2 separate regions of the Mus musculus genome follow, and region 2 is linked to region 1. The links are chromatin loops, found by intact Hi-C in ENCODE. Cell type or tissue: gastrocnemius. All regions are shown on one strand. Each heading gives the region's core, and the rest is flanking DNA. Links, peaks and the distances in the headings are about the cores only.

Evidence for each region. A loop is a pair of places that touch in the nucleus more often than their neighbours do. Peaks named below come from ENCODE experiments on the same cell type or tissue, not always from the same donor. Only the 100,000 strongest peaks of a DNase experiment are listed, where the experiment ranks them.
Region 2: a loop joins it to region 1, with 4 times the contacts of the local background. A loop is called at or near these places in 18 of 42 quality-filtered maps.

The regions. Positions count from the first base shown.
Region 1 is chr2:14,290,266-14,299,767 of GRCm38, forward strand. It overlaps Mrc1 (mannose receptor, C type 1), which reads left to right. Exons shown (of 30, transcript NM_008625.2): 13 at 2,254-2,381; 14 at 3,181-3,268; 15 at 4,535-4,679. Among named protein-coding and RNA genes, the nearest start is that of Mir511, 34 kb to the left of the region's middle. In gastrocnemius, for the core only: a CTCF peak has its summit at 5,329 (motif pointing left); a DNase peak (open chromatin) is centred at 5,326; H3K27ac peaks cover 811 bases.
Region 2 is chr2:14,155,872-14,165,373 of GRCm38, forward strand. No RefSeq gene overlaps it. Among named protein-coding and RNA genes, the nearest start is that of Tmem236, 14 kb to the right of the region's middle. In gastrocnemius, for the core only: a CTCF peak has its summit at 4,069 (motif pointing right); no DNase peak of the experiment used is centred there; H3K4me3 peaks cover 407 bases; H3K27ac peaks cover 1,723 bases.

The DNA.
Region 1 (9,502 bases), core at 961-8,960:
AAGGGACTATATGGGGCAGGGCAAGAGAGGATTTATAAAATAGATTCTGGATATTATACATCACCATTCAAATGCCACACCTATCACGGTACAAATACCTGAAGGTAAAGTAGGCTGTAGAGACTAAGCACAATAGAATTGTCTGTAGCTATGCTGTGAACTAGAATTCCAGTCACTCCAAAATCCAGGTGTTCAACCGATCCAGTTATATGCCTCAGTATGAATTATGTGGTTTAGGAAGTATTTGGAGTAGTATGTGTTACATATATAAAAACTATCCTTATAAATTCTAAGATGTGGAAATTGATTACATTTGGTGGGTAGGTAAGTTAAGGAAACAAATTCAATATCAGGATACAGGAAGCTGAGATAGGATTGAGGGAAATGCTCTTGAGACACACTTACTTGTGGTGCTCAAGCCAAGTCCAGGTCAAGGTATTGGTGTTAACCACCTAGGCAGCCACAACCCACAGGAAGCTAATTCCTTTTCTTCAAGGGTATGGTGATAAGAGCCATGACACTATGACACATGAACAATAATGGAGAAAACTTTAAAAACTTGGTGGTTCTAGTGACCTCTGGTTCTGCTTGTTTAGTGGTATTGGTGTGATTCTTTTTTTCTTTTTTAAAAAACAGAAATGATATCTTTCTTGACCTAGGTATCCTTGGCCCAAAAACAGTCACCAAAAATAAACCTGAGAGAATAACTCCCAGTTTCATTGCCTGAGTGCCAACAAAGGTTAAAGATGAAGCTGTTAGTCAGATTAAGCAAAGCAGAAACGTAGTTTCTGAAAGAGAATTATAGAAAAAACTGTCAAATTGAAAGAAAATAAAAATAATAATAATGACAATAATAATAAAGGCAAAGCAAGAGTAACTCCCAAGAGTACAAGGAATTTTCCAAAGAGGAAAGACTGCTGATCTTCTTTGTCCTGTTTAATTCTATGGTAGACACTGGACAAAGACTAAGGTAATTTCATTGGTTGACCAACTAGTTGGTACAACTAGTTGTGCATATTCTTCTGGCCCAACCAATGAAATAGTCATGCCCTGTTCCTGTGTAGCTTACCCATTTAGTGATAGGTGGAACCTCTCTTTATTCCCTACAGACTTCATCTTTATTAGTTAGACTGTGAGTTTCTGCTAGCTGTCAGTCACTGGTCCATCTCTTCCTCTGTACTTGCACAGGGTCAATAAATAATCCAATGCTTCTTGTTCCTCATCAGTTGCATTGGTTGTAGTTCACTTTAGTGGTCTAGGCTATCCTTCCTGGAATGGGTAGGCCTTCTTAGCAGATACGTTTATTTGTTCTAGTTAGGTGCATTAGAAGATGTATGGAAGGAGAGTGGAGGCTCCCTTGTGTTCCTCATGAGCTTCAGCAGACCAGTGAGCTGCTCAGGGACCTGTCCCTTCTCTTGCCTGTTCAGTTTGGCATCTTGCATTCTGTTGCAAACTTCTTTGTTTCCCTAACATTCCTTTTTCCTTGAATCCTTTCTCACTATAACACTTGAGCCACTTGACATTTTGACCATGGACCCTTTCCCTTACCCCCTAGAGTTAGCTAGCTCTTGTGCCATTAAGCATGCCCTACACCAACTGTGCATCCTATTTGCAGTTCTCAGGATGATAGGACCTAGTACTTCCTTACACAGTCTGTTAGTCTTAATTTAACATTAACCCACTTCTGTCAGATGAAAGTCTGCTGTGGTGTATGTTCTAGTAGTTTTTAAGATATGCAGACTTAAAGAAAAGAGTCAACAGTTTTTGAAGGACACCACCAACATGGTTGAAAGTTTGCCAGGCTATTCATTATTTAAACTGAACAGGATGACAAAGGTAACAGCCTTTTGCTAATTCATGTTTATTTTCTCTGTTTCAAAACTTTGTTTTGTGTGTGTGTGTGTGTCCCAATACAATTTTTAATACTTAACCAAATTACTCTTTCTCTCTTTCACAATGATCTGTATACACAGTCCACATGTCTTCAGCTTCCAATATTTTAATCTAACTTCTCCTAGGCTTTAAATTGCTTTTATTTTGTAAGGCTTTCTCAATGAAATCACCTCCCGCCCCTTGTTTAGTTATCCAAAAGTTACCCAGAAATTGATTTTCAATCAAGAGACCTGCATTGGTTAGGAACATGGCACTGCTTGCTTTGTCTATAAATGATATCTCATTGAAAGTAGATGACTTCTTTGTTTTGATCCAATCAGCTACCAAATGTAACATAATTTCCAATCTCCCCGTTTTTAGCTGTATGCAAAAGGAAAGCATGAAAAGAAAACGTGGTTTGAATCTCGAGATTTTTGCAAAGCTATAGGTGGAGAGCTGGCGAGCATCAAGAGTAAAGATGAACAGCAAGTGATTTGGAGGCTGATTACGTAAGTCTCTCTTCCGCCCAGGGCTGCTGTGTGTTACCCCCATGGCTCCTATAATGCTGAGAAAATATTGATTACGTTTCAGTTCACAATCCTTTAATATTATAAATCTTACAACCAATCACTTTATAAGTGTACAAGACCCCCAACACACCTTTGAATGAGTGAATGTCTTTAGATGCCTTATTAAGATCCTCTCCCCTCCCCAGTAGTGCTCCAGGGTTCAGAATATTGATAAGTGGTATACAAATTCACATTTTCTAAGTCACTTTTCTCTATGACTTAAAGGTGACAGAGTTTATTGTGGCTTATAGCTCGAGAGGTTGTTCATATCTGTTATGGCAGGGAGAGCATGGTAATAGGAGTAGAAGACCCACTGGTTACATTACATTGGCAATATGAAAGTTGGATTGGCATTAGGAAACAGGAAATTAGAGGGGTACTTAGCTAGCTAGTATTGGACACAAGTCCAAGGAATGGTGCCACCTACTTTTAGAGTGGGTATTCCCACTTCAATCTAATCGAGATAATTCCTCACAGGTGTTCGTCAAGACTAACATAATCTAGATAACTTTTCAGAGATGTGTCCAGAGACTTGTTTGCTAGATGATTCTACAGCCCATCAAGTGTAAAATCAATATTAACCATCAGAGGCAAATTTTGTAGGACACATTTAATTGTTATTCTCTTTGCTTGTGTATTATCTAATGTGTGTTTCAGAGGGATCTATCAACTCTTGATGGTCCTTTGAAAGACTGAAAACCTTCCAGGATGAGGTATCTTCTTTCTTTTTATGTTGCAGGAGCAGTGGAAGCTACCATGAGCTGTTTTGGTTGGGACTGACCTATGGAAGTCCTTCAGAGGGGTTCACCTGGAGTGATGGTTCTCCCGTAAGTAGTTTTAAATCTCTCTCTCTCTCTCTTTTTTACCCTGTAGTGTATTTATTTTGGCATTATTATTTGGACTTATTGGTGTTTTATCAAGATATGTCATTAAGACAGTTGGAGACATTTTTATGTAAGATAAATACAAGTTTAGTATACACTGTCCAGCCCTGGCCTCCACATACTTTAAGCATAGTTGTGGATGAGAATAACCTAAGGAATGAAAAACCATGCCTCCCAGTTTATACCAAATGACTCAATTCTACACAAAGCCAGCATGTAGATGATTAAATATCTTCAAAGCTCTTTTGCAGGTGCCTTTAGTTCAGTGAAACTGGACACAACTTTGGTAGCCATTAGAGTCAGATGGACTTCTCCAAATTTGAGAAATGGGAAGCTCTGGCTTTTGCTAGCAACATTTAGCAGTCCTGGTCATCCTGGGAAAGGATGTTTTATGATATTAACACTATTTTCTCTTGGAACCCACAGGCATCTTCCAAGGTACTTGTTTAAGTGACATGGTTTCTTTGGTGGCTGCATCGGTGTCTGGATTTCATGTTTATGGAAAACTGATCATAATTCTTAATCCAGACCCCTTCAGACTCTGATCACTGAAAACTACCCACATTCCCAAGTTGTTTCCATTGTTCATTTTGGCAAAGGCTGGTCGTTCAGTTAGTCACATTTTATAAGACTTTTTCTTCTCTAATTATTTTTCTGTAGCCTGTGTAATAGATGAAAAGCTTCCAACAACTTACTGAAATATCATCCCTTAAGAACAGGCTGTAAATTTAGGAAATTGCGACTACCGACTGAGATATGGAAGTTTCTTGCTAACTTTTTCCTACATATAAATCCCATTGCTTGTGGCCCTGGATTCATTCTATTTAATGGGAATAAAGGAAATGTTATAAAAACCAATTCCCTACTCTAGTCTGCTTAAAAGTTTCCATGTAATAAAAGCTGTTTCTTTCTCACCCATGTCCATAAAATGTGCTTCCATAGCTAAAAGTAAAAAGCAAATGAATGAAGAATCCAAACAGCCCCTCTTTTTCCTTTCCCAATTTGAATTTGCACTGGTGTGGTATACGTGGTTAATATCTGCAGCCTAATGTGGTGTTCGTGGTATATCTGCAGCCTAATGTGGTATACGTGGTATATCTGCAGCCTAATGTGGTATACGTGGTATATCTGCAGCCTAATGTGGTGTTTCTAGCACAGCATAGCAACCTGGTGTTGTGGTTCAGATCAAGTGTGATGTTTCCACCATAGGTTTCCTATGAAAATTGGGCTTACGGTGAACCAAATAATTACCAAAATGTTGAATATTGTGGTGAGCTGAAAGGTGACCCTGGCATGTCCTGGAATGATATCAACTGTGAACACCTCAACAACTGGATTTGTCAGATACAAAAAGGTACAAATCTGTCCCCTCTTTTTCTTACATTACAGAGCTAGCCTTCTGATACCCCAATTTGTTTCCTCCATTGGCACAAACAAACAAAAATACCAGCATCAGGGAACTGTGGGGCCCTTATTTCACAGGATAAGAATGGGGACGTTGGAAACAGATAAGTGTTCCAAAGGAACAGAAGATCAAAAGGCCACCAAGAATCCTGGATTAGAGTCACGTCCTTAAAAACATTCCCATCAGCAGCCGGGACTCTGGCCATCCACTGCAGCTGCAGGGGCTAATGGGAGACCTGCCCTTTAGTGCTGTAGAAAGGCAATGCAGTTTTGCTTTCTGGAACTTTCACCCTCTGACCTTCTATTTTATCCCTGAAACAGGTACAAGCTCCCTTCAACCTGATATTTTAATATCCATAACACAGAACCAGCAGTATAGGGAAGGCCGTGGTGTTGTGGGACTCACATGATATTATTTATGATATCTTGGAAATTAGAGCAAAGACAGGTTAGGCATTGTGGTCAGAGGAGCTGGGTTATGACACCGAGGAAACAAGCTGACCCTTGAATTAAAACATATTGACGCCATAGCAATAAGAGGATGGAACCACATTGCCCTCTGCTGTTGGGGAATCATGGCCGCTGCCCCCATTCTGCAGTTAAGAGACCCGGTACTGCCCTCTGCTGGCTGGATGCACATGTTTCCACATTCTGGATTAGTATCCTTTTGAATTTAAATTTAAAAACAGTCTCCTGCTGCCTGCCAGTGACTCACTGTGGCCTCTTTATGTTGTTAGTAGCTTTGTTTTACTCTGGCAGATAGAAAATATGTTACAGGTCGCCATCTTGGTTCCGGGACTCAGCAGAACTTAGGAAATTAGTCTGAACAGGTCAGAGGGTGCGCCAGAGAACCGGACAGCTTCTGGGACGGGCGGAAGCACAGAGCTGCTGAGGCAGCAGCCTGGGCGGGCCGCAGACAACCGGCCACCATCCGGACCAGAGGACAGGTGTCCACCTGGCTTGGGAGGCGGCCTCAGCCTCAGCAGCAGCGGTCGCCATCTGGGTTCCGGGACTCCGCGGGACCTAGGAAATTAGTCTGAACAGGTTAGAGGGTGCACCAGAGAACCGGATAGCTTCTGGGACGGGCGGAAGCACAGAGCTGCTGAGGCAGCAGCCTGGGCGGGCCGCAGACAACCGGCCACCATCCGGACCAGAGGACAGGTGTCCGCCTGGCTTGGGAGGCAGCCTCAGCCTCAGCAGCAGCGGTCGCCATCTTGGTTCCGGGACTCAGCAGAACTTAGGAAATTAGTCTGAACAGGTTAGAGGGTGCGCCAGAGAACCGGACAGCTTCTGGGACGGGCAGAAGCACAGAGCCGCTGAGGCAGCACTCTTGGCGGGCCACAGGCAGCCGGCCACCGTCCGGACCAGAGGACAGGTGTCCGCCTGGCTCGGGAGACGGCCTCAGCCTCAGGAGCAGCGGTCACCATCTTGGTTCCAGGACTCCCTGGAACTTAGGAATTTAGTCTGCACAGGTGAGAGTCTGCACCACAGAAGCTGACAGCTTCTGGGAACTGCCAAAGCAACACAGCTTCTGAGAGAGGCCCTGTTTTGGGCCTTCTTCTTCGACCAGGAGGAGGTCCAAAAACAAGATATCTGCGCACCTTCCCTGTAAGAGAGCTTGCCAGCAGAGAGTGCTCTGAGCACTGAAACTCAGAGGAGAGAATCTGTCTCCCAGGTCTGCTGAGAGACGGTAACAGAATCACCAGAAGAACAATCTCTAAACAGAGTCAACTATAACTACTAACTCCAGAGATTACCAGATGGCGAAAGGTAAACGTAGGAATCCTACTAACAGGAACCAAGACCACTCACCATCATCAGAACCCAGCACTCCCACTTCACCCAGTCCAGGGCACCCCAACACACCCGAAAACCTAGACCTAGATTTAAAAGCATATCTCATGATGATGGTAGAGGACATCAAGAAGGACTTTCATAAATCACTTAAAGAAATACAGGAGAGCACTGCTAAAGAGTTACAAGTCCTTAAAGAAAAACAGGAAAACACAATCAAACAGGTAGAAGTCCTTACAGAAAAAGAGGAAAAAACATACAAACAGGTGATGGAAATGAACAAAACCATACTAGACCTAAAAAGGGAAGTAGACACAATAAAGAAAACTCAAAGTGAGGCAACACTGGAGATAGAAACCCTAGGGAAGAAATCTAGAACCATAGACTCGAGCATCAGCAACAGAATACAAGAGATGGAAGAGAGAATCTCAGGTGCAGAAGATTCCATAGAGAACATCGGCACAACAATCAAAGAAAATGGAAAATGCAAAAAGATCCTAACTCAAAATATCCAGGAAATCCAGGACACAATGAGAAGACCAAACCTACGGATAATAGGAGTGGATGAGAATGAAGATTTTCAACTCAAAGGACCAGCAAACATCTTCAACAAAATTATTGAAGAAAACTTCCCAAATATAAAGAAAGAGATACCTATGAACATACAAGAAGCCTACAGAACTCCAAATAGACTGGACCAGAAAAGAAATTCCTCCCGACACATAATAATCAGAACAACAAATGCACTAAATAAAGATAGAATACTAAAAGCAGTAAGGGAAAAAGGTCAAGTAACATACAAAGGCAAGCCTATCAGAATTACACCAGATTTTTCACCAGAGACTATGAAAGCCAGAAGAGCCTGGACAGATGTTTTACAGACACTAAGAGAACACAAATTCCAGCCCAGGCTACTATACCCAGCCAAACTCTCAATTACCATAGATGGAGAAACCAAAGTATTCCATGACAAAACCAAATTCACACATTATCTCTCCACGAATCCAGCCCTTCAAAGGATAATAACAGAAAAAAACCAATACAAGAATGGGAACAACGCCCTAGAAAAAACAAGAAGGTAATGCCTCAACAAACCTAAAAGAAGACATCCACAAGAACAGAATGCCAACTTTAACAACAAAAATAACAGGAAGCAACAATTACTTTTCCTTAATATCTCTTAACATCAATGGTCTCAACTCCCCAATAAAAAGACATAGACTAACAAACTGGCTACACAAAAAAGACCCAACATTTTGCTATTTACAGGAGACACATCTCAGAGAAAGAGATAGACACTACCTCAGAATAAAAGGCTGGAAAAAATTTTCCAAGCAAATGGTATGAAGAAACAAGCTGGAGTAGCCATCCTAATATCTGATAAGATTGACTTCCAACCCAAAGTCATCAAAAAAGACAAGGAGGGGCACTTTGTTCTCATCAAAGGTAAAATCCTCCAAGAGGAACTCTCAATTCTGAATATCTATGCGCCAAATACAAGGGCAGCCACATTCATTAAAGAAACTTTAGTAAAGCTCAAAGCACACATTGCACCTCACACAATAATAGTGGGAGACTTCAACACACCACTTTCACCAATGGACAGATCACGGAAACAGAAACTAAACAGGGACACACTGAAACTAACAGAAGTGATGAAACAAATGGATCTGACAGATATCTACAGAACATTTTATCCTAAAACAAAAGGATATACCTTCTTCTCAGCACCTCATGGTACCTTCTCCAAAATTGACCACATAATAGGTCACAAAACAGGCCTCAACAGATTCAAAAATATTGAAATTGTCCCATGTATCCTATCAGATCACCATGCACTAAGGCTGATCTTCAATAACAAAAAAAAGAACAGAAAGCCAACACTCACATGGAAACTGAACAACACTCTTCTCAATGATACCTTGGTCAAGGAAGGAATAAAGAAAGAAATTAAAGACTTTTTAGAGTTTAATGAAAATGAAGCCACAACGTACCCAAACCTTTGGGACACAATGAAAGCATTTCTAAGAGGGAAACTCATAGCTCTGAGTGCCTCCATGAAGAAACGGGAGAGAGCACATACTAGCAGCTTGACAACACATCTAAAAGCTCTAGAAAAAAAGGAAGCAAATTCACCCAAGAGGAGTAGACGGCAGGAAATAATCAAACTCAGGGGTGAAATCAACCAAGTGGAAACAAGAAGAACTATTCAAAGAATTAACCAAACGAGGAGTTGGTTCTTTGAGAAAATCAACAAGATAGATAAACACTTAGCTAGACTCACTAGAGGGCACAGAGACAAAACCCTAATTAACAAAATCAGAACTGAAAAGGGAGACATAACAACAGATCCTGAAGAAATCCAAAACACCATCAGATCCTTCTACAAAAGGCTATACTCAACAAAACTGGAAAACCTGGACGAAATGGACAAATTTCTGGACAGATACCAGGTACCAAAGTTGAATCATGATCAAGTTGACCTTCTAAACAGTCCCATATCCCCTAAAGAAATAGAAGCAGTTATAAATATTCTCCCAGCCAAAAAAAGCCCAGGACCAGACGGGTTTAGTGCAGAGTTCTATCAGACCTTCAAAGAAGATCTAATTCCAGTTCTGCACAAACTTTTTCACAAGATAGAAGTAGAAAGTACACTACCCAACTCATTTTATGAAGCCACTATTACTCTGATACCTAAACCACAGAAAGATCCAACAAAGATAGAGAACTTCAAACCAATTTCTCTTATGAATATCGATGCAAAAATCCTCAATAAAATTCTCGCTAACCCAGTCCAAGAACACATTAAAGCAATCATCCATCCTGACCAAGTAGGTTTTATTCCAGGAATGCAGGGATGGTTTAATATACGAAAATCCATCAATGTAATCCACTATATAAACAAACTCAAAGACAAAAACCACATGATCATCTCGTTGGATGCAGAAAAAGCATTTGACAAGATCCAACACCCATTCA
Region 2 (9,502 bases), core at 946-8,945, 130 kb before region 1:
CATCACTAGGCATAATTTAGGTGAGCCAGCTGTCCCTTTTGGCTCCCAGAGATCAATCTACCTGCCTTCCTTTTGAAGCTACAGATCACACTTTCTCATTACTTGATCTATTTGATGATTGTGAATAATTTGCAGCCTGTCTTACGTGACTTCCTTTGAGTATCAAGGTTGAACCAAAGAAGCCTTGACAGCTAATATCTACATTTGGGTTCCTAGGCACAAATGACGATGTGATGTTTTTCTGAGTCTAGCTTGTTTTACTTTACCAGACTCTCCAGATACTCATTTTCCTGCAAACATGCTTACATTCTTAGTTGAATAGACCTCTCTAAATAATGTTTAGCCATTTATGAGTTTATGGACCACAGGGGCAATGGACACCTTGCTGACTCCATAGCTTATTTCGCTGTTGCGAACCGTGAGTTGGTTTTATTTTACCCTGGTTAGAATGACTGTGAGAACCATATCAAATGTTAAAGGTGTGGTGGGACAGAAGAAGCCTTTATACATTTCTTGCTGGGGATGTAAATTGATCCAGCCACTATGGAAATCAGTATGGAGGCTCCTCAATAAATTCAAAATAGCAATACCATTTGATCCAACTCTTCCACTCCTTGGAATATATATATATATATATATGTATGCCCAAAAGAATCAAGCCAGCACACAGTTGATATGTCTGTGCATCTATGTTTATAATGGAAACTATTCACAATAAGTTTGGAAATCAGCACGTGGCTTAGAAGCACTACAGTAAGCTAGCTCTCACTCTGCCCTTCATTTATCTCAGAATTTCATTTAATACAAAAACCCAAAATGAAAAATTTACCAGAAAAACATAACTGTTCTTGCACTGAAAGTTAAATGTAGAAGCCCATGGAAGCTGAGTATTGAACACCCTTGGATCTGGAGTGAAAGGGTTGCAAGCCTCTTGACCTAGGCTAGAGGAACGTAATCAGGTCCTCTAGTTGCAGAGCCGTCTATCCAGCCCCTGGTGTGCATTTACTTGAACAATCACATCTAACATCATCATCTTGCTTTTCCTACATGTAACCACTGACCCAGGGAATGTGTCACCCTTTTGATGGCTAGGGATAACCAATGCCAACGTTATCTGAAGTGGGGAGATATATTTTGTTCAGAAACAACTACAGTAGTTGCAGACATGGGCTATGGGATATAATAGATTGGGGGAGTTGAGAGTAGTCAGTGGATGAGAAAGAGGAGACTTCAGAGGTAGGAGAATTCTGGGGAGTCCAGGCTGGGATGGTCAGCTGCATAAGATTGGAGTTGTCTCTAAACCAACTCAGTAAGAATAATTATTTTATTTCTAGATTTGTTATATTTAATTTATATATAATTTGTCAAATTGTGTACAAGTGTCGGCCCGGTACTCAGGGATGCCAGAATAGAGTGTTGGATCTCCTGAAGCTAGAGTTCTAGGCAGTTACGAGTAGCCATGTGGGTGTCAAGAACTGAACCTAGATCTGTGGCAATAACAGCAGTAGGCGTACTTAATCACTGAACTATCTCTCATGCCCCCACAGGGATCTTTCAAACTGGCTCTAGGCTAGCAAGGATCTGATCAAGGTTAAGGACTCAGGAAGATGGATCAGAACACCTGGCTGAAGACTGATCAGGGAGAGCCTGTTTTCCCTCTGTCTTATTCATATTACCTCACTCCCTAACAGCTGTGCTTCCTGCTTCAGTGAGATTGGACCCAGAACTTCACTGCCCATTTGGGCCATTGGGCATTTGTAATGACTTAATGTTACTGTAGAACTGAGCTTAAGTCTTAGTTTGCATTCAGAAAATTTAGGAAAATTGATATAGATTAATGGGCTTGAGTTTACTACTAAATAAACTGGTTATATAGACCAGTTGCTGTTTTAATGAGACTTTATCTCACCATTGTCACACCATCACATAAACTAGCATTTTGGTGGTGTGTATGCTTCATGTTTTCTGAAGTGGCTACTACAAAATTGAGTCATGACTCTTTTTTTTTTTTTTTTTTTGGTCTGTGGTTTTGTTTGTTTCTTTGTTTTTTTCATGCTTGGACTGGAAATCTGTGCCTTTCATAGGGAAGGGCCTTCTATAGGGGCTTTACATAGATTGGTGTACTCACAGGACAATTTGACAAAATCTAAATGGAGACACGATATAGAATTTGTTAAGTGGTTCTCCATAGGTCTTTTGTGTGTCTGAACACCTTGCAGGCAAAGGTGTTGACTTTAGGAGCAAAGAGCAGCTTTGGAAGATGTGGTCAGTGTGTTTCTACACTGAGCCAGAGGCAGGCAGGTTTTCCAGCATAAAAAGACTGGGACCTCTAAGCTTAGGTTCCTGTCTTTTTCTGCAGCCCATTGCATGCACATGTGCTGCCTGGCCATCCTATCTCCCTTGTGCCCAGAAGGAGATGCCAATATTGTGGCCACTGCCAATGCTGTGAGTAAGTGGTCTTATGTCTTCATGCTCTGCCACCACTTGAAGAACTAAGCTTTTCTTTGCAAGTAGAATAAAAACTCAGGCCCTTTATAGGTCTTGTCAGTGTGTTGGGTAATTATAATACAATCAAGCTATGTAACAGAATTTAACATGCTCTCGACTAAACTTGTTCCAGAAGAGATTTCGATGCCTGTGGCTTCTGCAGCATTGGAAGGAAGATTTTTGTCTTGTGGCCTAATCTTGCCGCATCCATTTCTAGATGTGCTGTCTGTGTCGGTGATCAGATCCTCCTGGGAGCAAGGCTCTGATGGATGGTTGTGGCATCCTGTGTACTGTACTGTATCCATTTGCGTTCTTCACAGTGACTCCCTGCACTTTGCTTTTCCTGGGCCTGGGTTTGATCATCTACCAAATAAGAGGAGAGTGTCCCTTAATGTCCAGGTATATTACCCCCAAGTGACAGAGGGAAGGAGCCCAGTGTTGGTCTCTGGCCACCATATGTCCATAAACTGGAGAGCACATTTGCATATGCACACATGTGCACATGTGCATATAATACGCACACATAGAGACAAACACAATATTTTTACTCAACTCAGTCCCCTCTCTATTAATTTGACCTTTTAAGTATACTAATGGAATCTTCTTCCTCTGCTATATCAAAAGGTTTTTTTTTTCTTCTTCCTGGAATTCACTTAATAAATTACCCTTTTCAATGTGCAAGCAAGGCTGAGTTTGCAGAGAGCTCTCTCATAGTGCCCTGGAGGAAACATTAAAATACTCAGCGTGTTCATATGAGCATACTTTCAAGAATTAATTAGGACTAGGGAAGAGGCTGAGAGACAGTTGAGTAGACAAAGTGATTACAAGAATGAGGGCTGGAGTTTGGATTCCTAGCACCCGTGTAAAAGCTGGACACAGTTGCATGGATCTATAACAGCAGGCAGAGACAGGTGGATCATGGGGACTTGCAGGCCAGTAAATCTAGCCTGAGTTCTTCATTCAGTGAGTGATCCTTGTCTCAAAAAAATAAGGTGGAGAGCAACAGACGTGGACATCTGATCTCTACCTTGGACCTGTACAGGCATACATAGAATGAGTATGCCTGCATTCCAGGCAGACAGGCAGCCTGAGGGAGCAGACATAGGACTTTGAGGCCGCCTCTACTGTCATCACATCTAGGCTGGCTGACAGCAGCAAGTGCATACAACTTCAGTAGAGCCGGACATGAGGAGAGACTGACAGAGTTGCACCAGGTACAGCAAGCAGAGATGTAAATAGAAGAAAGTTCCATATCTTTCTGCCTTCTGTTCTCCTGGAGCTCCTCTCACTGGCTTAAGCCCAGTTGACACATACTGACAGGAGCAACCCAGGAGGAAGAAAACTAGAGATGAGGGAGCATGCTAGAGACATACTTGGATGGTAGCATGCTGTGCTAGTTAGTGAAATTTGATTTGGCATCTGCAAAAAATAGTAAACTTTTCCTCTGGGAAGTATATTAATATGCATGCATTGTGAAAAGCGAGGTATGTTGTAGGTACTTTCCAGTGAATCACTTAATATGTGAATGGCTATAATTCATTTTAAAATAGTGATTTTAAATTATCAGTAGGTGGTGCTACTGAGATTTGAATGGAAAGAGTGTACAATTAAGCATTAGGCTGAGCAGTCCCTAGGCTGTAGACAGGCTGTGGGGAAGAACTTCATTCCCAGCCCATTCCACTTCTGACCAGCGTTTTACAGTGTGGCATTTGAAAAGCATTGGCTTTTAGAATTTTCATTTACTTACTATGCAGAATATTCTAGTTTCACCCAACAATCTGAACAATAGTGACTTAGATGTGTCTCTGCAGAATCAGTCAGGGCACATTACTGAACATAAGTCGTTTTCTTACATGCTGTAATGTGGGTATCTCTCCATGTTTTACTGGGGGAAATCCAATGAATGAATGAATACACACATACACATACATACACACACACACACACACACACACACACACACACACACACAATTTCAGTTTGAGTTTCCTGGAGAACAGAACTCAGAGCTTTGCCATCTGTCAGCATCCCAAGTGCCCTCTGAAGTACGGTTTCCTTGTCCAGTCTCAAGATAGAGAAAATACTCTACACCCCCACAAATAAAAACTATGCCTGTAGTCATCACAGTTGTACAAAAACATTGAGCCTAGTAGAGATTTTTCAGGATGCTAAAGTTCTGATTTTTAAAATTACATCACAGAGATTCTTGATAAAAATGTGAAGAATATGATTTGGTTAACCTGGAATGGGGCTGGAAGCTGTAGTAAGTGTCCCAATAATGCACAGAGGAGACTAGTCTTGGAAACTCTGGCCCTCTTCAGCATCTTCTTTTTGAACTACGTTTCCTCATCCACTGTGCCTAAGACTTAACAATCCCTGTCTGAGCAAGGAAAGCCAGGGGTCCCTGAGAAGTCCCCTTAGATCCTGCCTATGTAGCTTATCTTACGAATCCATGTAAAACTCCAGCCTAGATCTCGAGGCTTCTCCATTCCACCAGTGGAGCCATATCATGCTCAATCCAGACAGGCTGTGGAAACAGACTTTACAGATATAGTCCTGAACAAAGATTAAAACCAAAGCAACCTATGTGGTTCCCTCTACGCATGTATGTTCCGCAAGATAGCTAGTAGAACTTTTTAAAGTAAATATTAAAACCAGGACTTCATATGGTACAGTTACTAGAAATTTCCAGGAATACGAGATGATAAAAGATGCTGACAATCTGTCAAGACATAGTTCTTTCATCCCAAGAACATTGCCTCCTATTTTTAGAGCATAATTTAGAACCACAAAGGTATCATTCTTATAACCCAGTGTCTAACCTCAAAAGTTGCCAAAACATGCTTTAGCTTGGATCCTACAAGAAATTGGATTTGTCTGGCCGCTCAAAACTATTTTCAATTTTATCTTTTAAAAATTATTTTATTTATTTACATTTCAGCCAGTAGCCCCCTCCCCCCCCATCCCCCCTTCCCACAGTCCCTCATCACATTCTTCTTCTCCTTTGCCTCTGGCAGGGTGTTTCCTCTCTTCTCCCACCACCAGGCATCCCCCTTCCCTGGGGCCTCAAGTCTCTCAAATATTAGATACATCTTCTCTCACTGAGGCCAGACCAGGCAGGCCTCTGCTATATATGTGCTGGTGGCTTCAGACCAGTCCTGTGTATGCTGCCTGGTCAGTCTCTGGGAGCTCCCAGGGGTTAGTTGAGACTGCTGCTCTTTCTATGGGGTTACCCTCCCCTTCAGCTTCTTCCAGCCGTTCCCTAATTCAACCACAGAGGGCCCTGACTTCAGCCCAATGGTTGGATGTAATTATCTGCATCTGTCTTAGTCAGTTGCTTGTTGGGCCTCTCAGACAGCCATGACAGTCTCCTGTCTGTAAGCACACATTAGTAATAGTGTTAGGCCTTGGTGACCCTTGAGATGGATACTAAGTTGGGTTGGTCATCGTACCACCTTTCCTTCAGTCTCTTCACTTTGTCCCTGCAGTTCTTTTAGGCAGGAGCAATTCTAGGTTAGAAATTTTGACTATAATCCTGTCCCTCCACTTGAGTCACTGTCTATCTACTAGAGGTGGACTCTCAAGTTCCTTCTCCCCACTGTTGGGTATTTTGGCTCAGGTCACCCCCATTGAATCCTGAGATGCTCTCATCTCCCAAGTATCTATTACTTTCTAGAGGATCCTTCTAACTTGCACCCACCAAGGCTGCATATTTCCATTTATTCTCCTGGGCCTCTAGACTTCTCTCCTGCCCCCTCCCATACCTGATCCTGTTCCCCTTTTCCCCTCTACCTCTCCTCTCCCACCCATACCCTTCCCTCCCACCCGTGCCCCTCCCTCCCTCCCTCCCTCTCTCCCTCCCTCTGCCTCCCAAGATTATTTTGTTCCCTCTTCTAAGTGGGATTCTCATTTAGGCCTTTCTCCTTGTTAAACTTTTTTACGGTCTGTGGGTTATATCCTAGCAAAAGACATGGTCATTAGGACAAATAGGCAACCTACAGATTGAAGAAAGAAATCTTCACTAACCCTACATCTGACAGATGGCTAATATCCAAAATATGTAAAGAACTCAAGAAGTTAACCTCCAAAAAAACCAAATAACCCAATAAAAAATGGGGTACAGAGTTAAACAGAATTTGAGACAAAAGAATCGTGAATGGTCGAGAAGCACTTAAAGAAATGTTCAAAGTCCTTAGTCATCAGGGAAATGTAAATCAAAACAACCTAGAGATGCCACTTTACACCAATCAGAATGGTAAAGATCAAAAATTCAAGTGACAGCACATGTTGGCAAGGATGTGGAGAAAGAGGAACACTCCTTCATTGCTTGTGGAATTGCAAACTGATACAACCACTCTGGAAATCAATCTCGAGGTTCCTCAGAAAATTGGAAATAGTTCTACCTGAAGACCCAGCTATACCACTCCTGGGCATGTAGCCAAAAGACACCCTACAATATCACAAGGACACATGCTCCACTATTTTCATAGCAGCTTTATTCGTAAAAGCCAGAAGCTAGAAGCAACCCAGATGTTCTTCAACCAAAGAATGGATCCAGAAATTGTGGTTCATTTACATAATGGAATACTATTAAGCTATTAAAAATGAGGACATCATGAATTTTGCAGCAAATGGATATAACTTGAAAATATCATCCTGAGTAAGGTAACTCAGGCCCCAAAGGGTATGCATGGTATGTATTCATTGATTAGTGAATATTAGCCAAAAAGTACAGAAAACGTAGAATACTACCCATGAATCATAAGAAGTGTAACAAGAAGGAAGGCCCAAGTGAGGATACTTCAATCCCTAATTAGAGCTTGGACTGAAGCCTTTATCCTCATCTGAAGGACTTAAAGGGGGAAGAAGTAGGACTTGTCTGAGAAGGTGAAGAGGAAATGGTCCTTGGGGTGTGGCTCTGAGTTATCCGATCCAATGTCCACTGATATCAGTGTGCCAGGTTTACATAGAGAGGTGAAACTCTATCTCTCATCTCTATCTTATTTCCATAAGACTCACAGCTTTAGACTAACTTTTATTATATAATTTTAAGTTTTATTTTAGTTTTTTTTTCCAGTGCTAAAGTGTAAACTCAGGGACTTGTACATGTGTTCAAAATCTGAGTTAGATTATTTCCTAGAACCTTCGTTTTTACAAAGGCCTATTTTTAGAGGATCAACTCTAAAGCCAGCCTTAGCCAGAAACCAAACATGTGCCACTTAGGGAGCATTGCTTCATAGGCAGACTGCTTTGAAATTGTTTCAAATACATCAGTCAAGTTGACTGCATGTTTTCTGAGTCTATGGTCAATCCTACTGAGTGCTTTCAAGATTTTAAGCTTGAACAAAAATTGGACCAATTAAGTCCTCAACTGTGGGAGTTTGGAAAACTCAAGCTTATGAATTTGGGAGTGAACTCATGTTAATTGATGAGGGATGCAAGCACATTTAGGTAAGTTTCAATTGACTAAATCCATCACTCTGAAGTCATAAAAGGTGAACTTGGGTCATTGTCATCTCCTGAAAAGCAACATTTAACTTCCTTCCTTCCCTGCCTTCCTTCCTTCCTTCCTTCCTTCCTTCCTTCCTTCCTTCCTTCCTTCCTTTTTCTCTTTCTTTCTTCATTTTTTTCCCTTTGCTCTTGTGTTTCATAGTCTTGAGCAGCCATCCTTTGCAGTGGTGAGGGGTTATATGGAGAGATGGGAAGATGTTGTTTTAGTTTTCTCCTTTAAGACCTATGGCATCATGAAAGGAGATCATTTAAAAATATCAAGGCTTTCTTTGCATTTTTTTTTTTTTTTTTTTTTTTTTTACTTCAGGAAGAGTCCATTAGGAAAGGGCTTCCAAAGGGACTATGGCATTGCTCTGGCTTTATACAAAGGCTAAGGTTATTTGCTACCTGAACAGATGAAGCTATGCATGATCACATACTAAATTTAGGATAGTGTAAACTCTGAGAGCATAACATCAGTGGAGGGCAGAGAGCGCATGGGGTCATGAGCTTATTGCAATGACTTCTAGTGATTTATTTGGTCACACCTGCTTATGAGGCTCAGCAAGCTTTAGAAATTGTAAATTAGGCCCAGGACCTTGTTTCCACCTCTTCCCCAGGCTCTGCAGATCCAGCGTGATCCAAGAGAAGTGTCACTGTTACCATCTCTGACTTTATGCACCTCAACACCATGTGATCTCAGGAAGCCAACTCCAGAACATTCTTGGCAGTTTGTCCATTTTATTTCCCAGACCTTCTGCTGAAAACAATGAATGAACCTCTAGATTACAAATGCTCTCGCTGACAATTTTAGAGACTTTCAGTTTTTGACTTCCTGCCTGTAGGAAGGAAATGGCAGTTGGCAGTGTGGACAACAGGTGCTTCTCTGGCCGGAATGATATCTTCTGCTTACTAAAATAAAAAGCACTGCATCAACAGTCCTACATGGAAGTGAATTCAAAACCACAGGGGCCAGCCATTCCACCACAGATCCAGCTTCAGAGACCAAATGTGTTCCCTGTCAGGAAGTTCTGACTCCCTGCCTGGCAGGCGAGTGCAGACTGAGGCACATCACAAGCCTCTCAGATCCGTGTTGGACTCTTTCAAATAAAGCATTTGGGAGATTTGAAAATGGCCTTTGCATGCCTTCAGGTTGCTTTGGTGCAGTTGCATGGCAGATTCGTCAGGGAACTTAGGAGGGAAGGCATCAGGACTTTGGTAAACAGTTGGAGGGTTTGTGAAGCCCTCTTGCATCTCCCCATGACTCTCTCCAAATCCAGCCCTGGCATTGTTTCCTCCTCATAGCTTAGTGTTATCATAATGGTATTCTTTTCTGCTGCCAAGCGAGCTGGTGGCTCTTTCAGATATTTTCCCTGCCTGCTAATCTATTAGTTATAATTCGGGCCAATGAGACAATAGAAGGTGAAGGCTAAAATCACTGGAGCTTGTGTCTTGGGCCAGATAAGCACCAGGCAGTTCTCTCCTGGGCACCTTTGTTAGTGCTCACATCTGTTTTTGAGGGCAC